Regions from separate parts of the Homo sapiens genome. Here region 1 is linked to region 2. The links are chromatin contacts, found by Hi-C in ENCODE. All regions are on one chromosome and are shown on one strand. Each heading gives the region's core, a stretch centred on a gene start or an enhancer-like site at or near the end of the contact. The rest is flanking DNA. Distances are from core to core; before and after follow the strand shown. Region 1 overlaps CD226 (CD226 molecule). Region 2 holds the start of DSEL-AS1 (DSEL antisense RNA 1).

Region 1 (5,679 bases), core at 2,553-5,052, 2.4 Mb after region 2:
GGGTGGGGAGAGGGGGGAGGGATAGCATTAGGAGATATACCTAATGCTAAATGACAAGTTAATGGGTGCAGCACACCAACATGGCACATGTATACATATGTAACAAACCTGCATGTTGTGCACATGTACCCTAAAACTTAAAGTATAATAATAATAAAATTTAAAAAAAAGAAAAGAAAGTAATGACAGGAAGAAAAAAAACTGAGCAAAGAAGAAAAAAACAGACAACAGAGATAGAACTACTTTAATATTACAGCATCAGGCATAGATTACAAAATAACTAAGTGTACTAATTCTGGGAAAGATGGAGGTGTGTGCACTGCAAAACACAAATTAAGGTAGAGAGACCGACAGAACCATGAGTGAAACTTTGACAAAGCAAGTAGGCAGGGAGCAGTGTTCCAGCAATTTCTGAGCCAAAGCTCTGGCAGTTGTAATAGTTTTTTAAAATGTAAGACCTGAATCTTCAAGAGGGGAAGAATTCAGAATAATGAAGAACACACTAGGAATAAAATTCATCTTGAATATGCCCCATCTGCTTTATCCCCACTTAAGCTGCCTTAGTTTAATTCTTTTTCATCGCTTGTCTGACTTATTCCCATCACCTCTGCATTAGTTTGCTAGGGCTGCCATAATAAAGTACCACAGACTGGATGGCTTAAACAACAGAAACTTATTTTATCGCAATTCTGCAGGCTAGAAACCCAAAATTCAGGTGCCAGCAGGGTTGATTCCTTTTGAGGCCTCTCTCCTTGGTTTCCAGATGACCCTCTGTGTCCTAATCTCCTCTTCTTATTTGGAAACCAGTCATATTGGATTAGATCCCACCCTAATAACCTCATTTTAACTTAATTACCTCTTTAAAAGCCTCATTTCCAAATAGTCACCTTCTGAGATATCAGGAGTTGCAACTTCACCAAATAAACTTGGGGACACAATTCTCCTGACTTGTCTTTCCTCTATTCTCTCTTACTTCCAATCTCTCTTCTAAACCCTGTCTGAGTGCTCTTTCTAACTGCAGACTAATCGAAATCCCTTGCCTAAAATCTAAAGTCAAAATATCTTAGAATAGTGTACATTTGTGACATGACACGACAATGTAACTAGAGGGAAGTAAAGCTCCTACTCCCAGCCCACTGCAAAGAAAATGCATCTAAGTAAGCATGTGGGTTTGCTGTGAACATGCAGTTCCAAATCAAGTGTTCTGAATGCCCCCTCTTCTAAGCAAAAATCTGGAGCTCCTGCTGATCACACATCAAATTTCTTTATCACCACTATCCACCCCTCCAAGTTCACCACCTGGCACCACTACCCACTTAAATTAGCTTTTACTCAGGCTTTATGATCCATCCTGCAATTCCCAAGCACACCAGCCTCATTTTGCTTTTGCGCCATTAGCATGATTTCCCTCCAGCAGGAATGCCATCCAGCTAACAGCATGACCACGCTTCAGTCCGTTCTCATCTTCCCTCATGAGTAAGCTCTCGTGTCTTCTGATCTCTGAAGTTCCTTGAATGACCCCTTCCCTCACTCCACAACCCTCCTTCCCACATGCACACACATACACTGTCACGACCCACTCCTAGCTCCACCAATTCCCGTCCTCTGCACACAAACAATGTAAGCATCAAGTCACACAGAGCCTTGAGCTTGAGATGAGGGACTGGGACATTTCTCCTGTATGCCTCCAACCTCACACAGGCCCAGCATATGACAGACATTCAATAAACATTTATAGAATTAAAGAGCGGGGAAATGGGAAGGAGAAACTTGCAGCAGGGGAGCTTTCCTGGTGTGTAATTTGGAAAGACTGCTCTGGTGGGCTGCACCGTGGGGGCAGTGTCCTCCCTCACTGCAGGGCCACAGGCCTCCCACTTTCTTGCCTGTTTTCGTGTCTCCTATCTGCCTGCTTTTGTGCCTCCTATCTTTCTGCCTTCCTACCTCTACATCATCCTCCGTGCTGTTGGTAGGGTCATGGCTCCCAATCATGGCCAACATGAGACTTTCACTATTTGAAAACTTTACTAACAACCAAATGAAGTCCAAAATCTGGACCTTCCACCCTCCGACCTTCCCCTAAGCCTCTGGCCAAATTTGTTTTTCATGTGCCTCAAACACAAAGAGCATCTCCCTGGTATGCGATGTTTCTTGTGATGCACTTTCCTGTTTGAACTTCCTCCCTCTTCCTGCCAGCCCTTGTCTCCATTCATCCAAATTACACCTATATTTCCAGGCCATGGTTTCCCCAAACCAGAAGTAACCTCTGTCACCTCCAACTCCCCAAACCTTGCTTTAAGCTACTTTCCAAATTCCACCTTGCATTACAGTCACTTGGCCCAAACGTTTTACATGGCGTATAGGCATACATTCTTTCTTTTCCTCACAGCAAACAATAATATCTATTCAACAGATTTAGGTAAGATTTACAGGGATTTTTTAATTACTGTTATCATCCTTCATCCAATAAAGCAGATTCAATTACCTCTGTGTCATTTGAGCAACAACAAGGTTTAGCCATTTTCCCTTTAGTTCAATTCTGCTATTTTCACTGAAAACAGAATAATCAGACCATGTTAAGAATGAAAATTCAAACACTGTGTCAGCACAAAGAAACACAATGTGAGTAGTTGAAAATATTTTCATCTTATTAAATGTTTGCTCTTTCCAGAAACATTTATAGGATTTAAAGAGAATAAAAGGAAGAAGTTACAAGCCCTATGTTAAGTATTCTTTATTTCACTTAAATGAGCAACTATGTTTCTTAAAAGATAATAAAGAGGTATTTTGAGAAATCTGATGTCAGGAGTTAATGGGACTTTACAAAGGATCTCTTTTGGAGACATATACTAACATTACCAATACAACAACTGAATTCTTTGGCTGTTTCTCACATGAAAAAGGTATACATTCAACTAGAGCTTCCAGTTTGCAAAGAGAAATAAATGTATCCTATTAGTGAAATGAATTAGGTAAATGACTTAAAATTTGCTATAGTCTCGGGTTCTTTATATATCATGAAGGAAATGATCCTGTCCACACAGAGGATACACACACACACACACACACACACACACACACGCACGCACACCCCTTCACTAAGCAATTCTGGAAATATCGGTGTTGGTAGCATATAGAATTTTATGTAGCTGGCCAAGAATTGGAACAAGTATGTTCTTAAGAGCCTGTCTGCTAAAATGAGAATGTTAAGTTTCTTAGGATTCTGCTCATTAAATGGTGCAGCTAAATGCTCCCAGAATTAATGCCCAGATTTTATTCTGTTTGGCCACGGTCACCACTGTGTGCAGATATGATGCACATAGCTATTTACAACACTAGTAAGTATGAATATTGTGTTTTACACCTCCATCCTTGGAAGTCTTCTTATATCAGTATTCTATGAAACATGGCTCTTTCTCTCGAGGCAGATTACAAAGAAGATTTTTTTAAAGTGTAAGTTGGTTAAATAGCTGAAGTCAGGAAAAATTTTCTCACATTAAGAGTTATTGGATTGTGAATAATCTCTCAAGGGAAGTGCCAGAAGCCCCATCAACTGAGTTATTTAATTAAAACTGCTCAGGAGTAAGTAGAAGAGATGTTGCCTGAGGGAATAATTTCACACTGATCCCTGAAGGATTGACTTGATGGTCTTGAAATTCTTAACAGTTTCAAAATCTTAAATGTCTTCAGAAATAGTCTCCTACCATTTTCTCCACGGAAAGAAAAAGCCATTCTGCCTGCAACCTCCTCTCCCTATAAAACCAAACAAAAACAAAAACCAGCAACAAAAACCATAACTTAGAAACCAGATCTTTTTATCGACGCTACCTAAACCATCACAGGACAGCATTAACTCAAAGATAAAGCCACAGAGGAGCTCCAAGCATCAGTAAAAACTGAGAGCTTTACCAGCTAAGAGCTTTTGGACTTTCTTCAGTTACTTATTTTCTTTTTGTTTGCTTTTGAATATCTCAAATCTCACATTTTTTATTTTACAAAATGCAATTTATAATGTTACTTTCAGTTAATAATGTGATCTGTTAAGAGGTAAATTCCTATAAGGCCTTTTTGAAGGTCACTCACACCTACTCACTAATCCTATAAGGAAGTTTCCCAGAGCAAGTGCTGGAGAACAATGCCCACTATCTGCAGCTCTCAACCTTTGAAGTGAGGAATTTTTTAAAAGATCACAGAAGCCGAGATGGTCTGAGGAGGAGTCTCAACGTGTGTGGGCTGAACATGTTCCACAGTTATTTGACAGGCATTGAAGGCTATAGGACACCAGCTCTTACTCATGTGTGAGGCCACAGTCCCCACGCTGCATTGGCACCCACACACCACCAACACCCATTCTGAAGAGGAAATGTATTCCTCATGTTGTGGTTGGCAGCCGCCTTCAGTGCTGGGTAAACAGCTGTTGTGGTAAAGGTGTGAGTTGTCTTGATCACTGAGAGTTGAAGGAGGAAAAACCAAGAACTGTGTAGTTTCCAGCTATACTCACAGAATGTTCTGAGGTCACAGGAGAATCAGTGTCCGAAGCTTCAGCTGTAGCCCATTCTCTATCAATTCAGCCAAGCATACCCCTACTCTACAATCATCTTGAAAATATAAATACCTACAATAAGAAGGGTACAGTTTCAAGTTTACATAGGTAGTATAAATAAACAAAATGGCTGCACACAAAGATGGCAGCCAATTCCACTCCCTGCTCTGGCTCGCCTGACTGCATTTGACAACAAGCCCAAAGTAAAAGTTTCCTCTGGATTTTGCTACAGCTCAGAAGTGTCAAAGACTGGGGTGTCTCACGGGGCATAAAGGAGGTGAAGGAGGTAGAGAGAAACCCAGGCATCGAGACAGACGGACAATCTCAATCCCCAAAAATCCAAGCCTGTACCCGTGCCTGTACGTGAATTCCACTGTATCAGCCATTCGATTATTGAATTCAATTGTGTATATAAATTTAGTATTATCTGGCTTTAGAGAGTTTTTAAACTTTCTCTTTTTTTTTGATTTTTGATTACAGAGCTTTGCCTGAAAGCCTGAGGGTTGATTCCCACAGTGACATGTGTTCTTGTGCCTGTTCCTTCCTGGGCTTAGCACAGGGAAAGCACGTGGATAAAAACAACCTTGGCACACGTTCTGGTAACCATCCACTTTCAGTTTCCCATTTACTTCACCCTTGAGAAGTGCAGTGACCATAACCTTGCTTTCTGTGAGTCTTAAAATGTTTTTTATCGTCTGCCTTCTTTATATACTATTTTATTTCATTACGGAGTGAGATTTTTAAGCCTTTAAAATGTTTCTGCTTCATCCCTTGTGGATTCCTTATAGGTACCATTTAGTATTTTTTTCTTTAAATGAAAAACTGCTAAAATGTAACATTTTTTAGTCTTGTGTGTGTGCATGCATACACACACACATGGATATATAAAACCTTTATGACTTATTTCTAATCTCACCAGAATGGGCCTGAAGAGAGAGCTTATGGCTTCATTCTCTAATCAGTTGACTTGGAATGACTTTTTTTCTTATTTCTCCATCTGACTTAAGAAAATTAAAAGTGATAGAGATACATATGATAGACAAAACTGAAAAAGGTCTACACAAGGACTAAGGAAGCTAGCAGGAATTGGTGACCCTTATAACAGGAGAATAAGAAAGACTCTTTCTCTGTGGCCTTCT
Region 2 (5,567 bases), core at 1,920-4,419:
GTGTGTATTTTTGCAGTACCATAATCAGCAGGTGGCTGTGGTGTGAGCTGGGGATCATACCAGATGTATTCAGTGTGAAGAGTACTCCACCTTTGGGCAGTTGAAGGAACCATCGGTCCATCTTTAGGTCGGTGCTTTCTAATTTGCTGAGCTAACCAATTTCCAGCTCCATTCTTTAAGATGAACTTATCCAAGAAAACTAGCTGGCTTTCTGGACCATAAAACCAATTATAATTGGAATCTGCTATACCCACAGTTCTTTGGAAGCCAGGTAAAAGGGTGGCATAATAGAACCAAAAGTGCATCTTTAACCAGTTATTATCCAAGTTGTTGATATTAAAATGGCGCTGGGCCAGAAAAACATACTGTGTGACGGATTTAGCTGTGTAGCTTCCATAGGCCACACCTTCATCCAAAGAACCATCAACAATATGATTCAATAGAAACATTGTCTTTTCCATGACATCCACTACAGCCTGTTTCCATATATTTGCTTTAGATCCTTTATCTACTCCAGTCACCAAGGCCCCTGTGAGTAATGCTATCATATTAGTGGCTTGGTGGTTATGGAGAAGCTGTTTGCCCCATGAGCGGACCTTGGAATACTCGTACATTTCCTCAGTAATAACCCATATTTTTTCCAGGTATTTTTGTCTTCGATGATTATCTAATAAGTTATATAAAAAGTCAAAGGCAGTGGCAAAACCTGTTAAGGAATGGCCAATTGGAACCTCATCTCCTGGTGCATTCTCTACTAGCCAGTCTTTGTAGCCAACCATCCTGTCCATATATTCCAAGACAAATTCAAAGGCAACTTTGTCTTCTGGGCATAACAAACAGTACAATGCTAAAGGAGGCAGATTGTTACCATAAATTTCATTCCACTTGGCAGCAAAATCAGCATGCTTTGGTGGAGGTAGGTAGTATGTTGGGTTGGACAGCATAACTGTCACTGCACTTCTGATAGCTCTAAAAAGATGCAAATGGCTTGCACGAGACTTTTGTCTCATTGCTTGGATTTCTCCAGCATCAAAATATAAACTTGGATGAAGCATACTTTTCTTCAGCTTTTGGTTGGGTCTGAAATCTTGCACTTTCTGTGTTTTAAACTGATCTATATCATCTGTGAAAACTGCCCATTCGGAATAATTGCTCACAGATTCCTCAAAAGTAGAGAAAGCAAACATCAATAATGCTAAGAATAGTAAATGTCCTGTAAACATTAACGCCATGATCCATGGGGGAGCTCCTCCCTTAGGCATACATGTCAGATATGATGCTCAATGTGTTTCCCATCTGGTTAGTATAAAACATACAGTAAAGGCCTTGATAAGACAAAGACTGTAAATCTGATATGCTGTGAAATCCAGCTGACATTCAGTACATTTTAAGCAAGTGCAGTTGCCAAAAAGAGAAAACTTAAATTGTATATCTCTGTCCCTGGCACAGTTTTGCTTCCAGTAAAACTTTGAATAACGTTAAAATCTCTAATTTTTCCATAATACACAGGGAAGTGATACAGGTAAAAAACACTATGAATTTAGCATTTACCTCCTTTACTTAAATCTATTTAACACAAAGAGTTGGAACACACATTGTAAAAAAAGAGAAAAAGCACTCCAAAATTCAAATTAAGAGTCATTTCTAGCACAGAAAACCATCACTGGTGATAAGCTCACCACACATGTATGATGCATTTGTGTATGTTTGCCCAAAGAAGATGATGAAGTACTGACATTCTTCGAGTGAGTGGACTCAGTTGTCATTCCTCTCAACTTTTTATACTTCTTGTCTTGTGAATACGTTTTTCTTTCATTTATGAGAGAGAAACATCCTCAACAAGTGATCAAAGTCTTAGTTGGTTTTTAAAAATTCAAAATTCTTGCCTTCATTTCAAATATTTTTCAGGCTTACTTACTCATCAGCCTATTATGACAAAGAGAAATCATGTTCACATCTTCTTTTATCAGCTTCATGTGTACAAACATAAAAATGGAATATCTTCAGTCACCTAGATACTTCTCGTCCGATCATGAAGTAACCGCCAACGGGGAAAGAAAATTCCCCTTTCAGCAACAGTGAGGTCTCTCTTCTGCTCTTTTTTCATGACACTTTTCTGGGGATGGGGGACAAAATAAAAATTCTCTGAGGCTTCAGGTATGCTGAGAATGAATATAAACTGATGACTTAAACATTCTGCAATCACTTAATAGAAATTTTAGAATCACAGTAAAATCTCATATTATCTGCAACCTAAGCTAGGGCAAGTGATTTTTTTCTTATCCATTTACACGCACTTATTTGGAAACCAGTGACCGTCAGCAGAAGACAAGCAACTAACAATACAAAATATACAAGATAGAACTCTCCCGACAATATCTATAGTTTAACGCCACTAACGTGGCTTCAGTCACTTAAAAAATGTTTGTATTCAAATGCAGTTTACACAAAGATGAGTCCTGCTATCCTTGTTATTTCTTGTTCCCAAGGACCGAGGGACAAAAAACTGAAAGTTGAAAAGATCTTTTTTTTTTTTTTTTTTTTTAATTCCGGGGGAAGGTTTAGAGTTCATGGGATCAGAAGGTATCTTCCTAATGAGAACTACTCGGACCAGTCACTTTTCTCGGCGGGGTAACCGCGAATCGTGACCAGGCGCCAAGCCGAGGGGCGGGAGCTCCGCGCTCGGCGCTCACCTGTGGCCGAGTCCCTGTCCTCAGGTGGAGCCGCCAGAGGGAGCTCGGACCCCGGTGTCGAAAGACGCCTCTCCGTGCCCGTCCGCGGCTGGAAGAACCTAAGCAAGTTTCAGTCTTGGACAAGTCTCCCCTCTGTAGGAAACATTCAGGCTAGGAGTTTCCTGATCCGCCCCGCCTGTTGCATTTTTTCACTGGCGTCCTCCGACCCTGCCGCCCCCATTCTCCGCTCCCCGCTCTGGGGCTGAGTGAGGCAGGATGGCGAGAGACCCCTGAGCCACCAAGTCCGCTTACCTCAGGCAGATCCCGACGGGGGCTCGGCGCCGCACTGGGCCCCAAGGGAGACGGAGGTGGAGAGTTCCAGAAAACTGCTCTGCACGGCGGGCCAGGCTCCCGCGGGGCTCCGCAAGACCCCCGCGTCGTCTCCCGCGCTACGGCAGGCGCTGCCCCAGCTCGGTCTCCTCAGCCGCGCTCGGTCCCCGCGACCCGCACGGCCCGGACACGCCCGCCCTCAGGAAACGCCGGACGCTTGTGGGGGCAACCACGGACCGCAGGACAGAGACCCGCGGGCGGCGGGTTCTCTCGGTGGCGCCGTATCCAGAGCAGCGCCCGCGTGCCCAGGCGGTGATGTCGCCGCGGCCGAGGATCCTCTGTGCCAGCTCCGGCCGCGCAGCCCGGGGAGGGTGAGACGGCGACGCGGGCCGGCAAGCGGGGGCGGGGCGGAGGCAGGACGGGGCGGGGTTGAAGGCGGGGCTGAAGGCGGGGCCTCAGGGAAGGCGAGAGACAGCGACGCTGGCTGGCGGGCGTGGGGCGGGACGGAGACAGGACAGGGCGGGGTCAGAGGCGGGGCTTCGGGGAGGACGGGAGGAGCCGTGAGCAGGCCGGCGGCGGGCGGGGCGGGGCCGAAAGCAGGTGAGGCGGGGCCAAGCGCCCCGGGTTTCTAAGCGGAGGAAGCTCTAGGCGTTTGTGTTCTGGGCTTGCAGCGGTGGCCGCGCGCTCCCGGAGGAGTCGAGCTGGAGGAGGGGACAGTTTGGGAGTGCGAGAGTCTAAAGACGCTGCCAGGCTGGCGTTAAAACCTTTTGGTTATGGGAAGACGACAACTATATAATAGAGCCATAGTGGGGGCTGTGGGATTGACTCAAATGATGGGAGGAGCTGGAGTGGGAGGGGATAAGCCCTGGGACGACAGAAATCATCCTTTTGGAAAGAGCAAGGGCTGGGGAAGGAGGGAATGAGCACTCCCTTGGAACTGAGAGGCAGCCTGGCTGAGCTTGCTGTCCTTTGGAAAAGCAAAACCGAAATACCCAGATTAATATAGGAGGACAACTTCTGTAGCCCAGATGCTAACAAAGATCAAGGGAAAACAGAAAAGACTAATCAGCTTTACTGATGGAAAACAATTTCTCAGGCAGTATAAATAGGGGAAGCATGGGACAAACAAGTAGAAGGAGCCTCTTATTTAAAAATGGGACCTGGTATTCGGTAAAGACCTACATGCAGACAGGAGAAGGCAGTGTGCCCCGGCTACTACGACATGTGAGTGCAGTGCCAGGTCGTGGAAATCCTAGAGCAGGCTGGGACTCCTGTTGCACTCCACACATGGAGCTTCTCACAGATAGCTGAGATGACACTTTGGCATAAACCAACCCAAGCTCTGACCTCAAATGTAAAAAATAATAGCTTAGTAGTAATAAAAATACAGGGAAATATCAAGCTTCACAAATGAACAATTCCATTCTCAGTTGGGGATTAGTAACACATTCAGTCTCTTCATTTCCCATACTATTTTGGTAATATTTAATAAGATATATTTTAACATTTTAAAAATAAATGTCTTGCTTAGATCATTTGCTGCTGAAAATCAAACAGTAGACGACTGCTAGCAGAATAAATTTCAAATCATTTAACTTTGAGGTGAAATGTGGCCTCTAACTCCTCATCACTCTTCTGTTTTGGCCCCGTAGTAACCCCTAGCCCAGTCCAAATAGCCACACTTGCTTTTGCTTGGGTGCTTCAGTAACTATGCTTATTCCATTCTTTCCCTCACAGTGTCCTTTACCCAACCACCCCACTTACTAGTTAAAATTCTTCTGACTGTTGAAATTATCTGATCATCCAGGTCTCAACTCAGATGCTTACATTCTTCTGTAAATAACTCCTAAGTTTCCCTAGCCAGAATGTATTACTCCAGAACTATATCATTTGTACCTATATTCGGCCGTTTAGGTTGTTTATTTTCTGCTTTCTATTTCAACTGGTTGACTCCTGTACCCTATTCAAAACTCCTTCAAGTCATGAGTAGCACTCAAGTCCCCTTTGTAAGTACTATATCTGCTTTTGAAATGAGTTGAACCTCGAACAATTGGGCTGATACAGAGCCTCGTCTCCTCCACTGAGGTTTATTCCCAAACAAGGATCCTCTTCTGACACAACTTCCTGTAAAATCTGGATTGTGCCTCTACATGGCCCCTGATAGAGGAAGAGGACCCATGGCCTCCAACCACATTTATGAGAGAGTAGAGTTGGGGGAAACGGGGAGCTGACTCCAGAGATTCCTATCTGTTTGCAGAGGGGAGCCTAGAATTTAGGGTTAGTAAACACAGCTACTAGATGTACAGAACATTTCTCAGAACAAAGTGTGGGGCAGGGTTATTTCTATGGATTCAAAGTGTCTCATGATGCGAGGGCAAGGTGAGTCAGAGAGAATTAATGCGCGAACATCTGCCAGGCAAATATTCTTCCAATGTTGTTTTCAGATTTTGAAATATCAGTATGATCATTTTCACTTTAGAGAAGAATGAATTCAGGTACCGACATTGTGGCCTTTCAGCTCTGCCCCATGCATCTGTGCTGAAGCAGTGGGGATGCAGCTAGCCT

Evidence for each region. Hi-C counts contacts between places; a loop is a spot of excess contacts on that map. Pooled maps may share reads with other maps.
Region 1: a pooled map shows a loop between it and region 2 (11-fold over the local background). The contact joins the enhancer-like site here to the promoter of DSEL-AS1 in region 2. A Hi-C loop is called at or near these places in 3 of 50 pooled maps.

What each region holds. Positions count from the first base shown.
Region 1 is chr18:69,931,234-69,936,912 of GRCh38, forward strand. The region is part of intron 2 of CD226 (CD226 molecule); the gene reads right to left. Among named protein-coding and RNA genes, the nearest start is that of CD226, 14 kb to the right of the region's middle. RefSeq lists enhancers at 3,939-5,138, 4,525-4,744. Within about 2 kb of position 3,803, at least 8 of the 41 ENCODE cell types and tissues checked have a DNase peak (open chromatin) inside an H3K27ac peak, as active enhancers do.
Region 2 is chr18:67,513,377-67,518,943 of GRCh38, forward strand. It overlaps DSEL-AS1 (DSEL antisense RNA 1), which reads left to right and starts at 3,170. Exons shown (of 5, transcript NR_033921.1): 1 at 3,170-3,373. DSEL (dermatan sulfate epimerase like) reads right to left here and starts at 3,344. Exons shown (of 2, transcript NM_032160.3): 1 at 2,985-3,344; 2 at 1-2,116. The coding sequence starts at 1,232.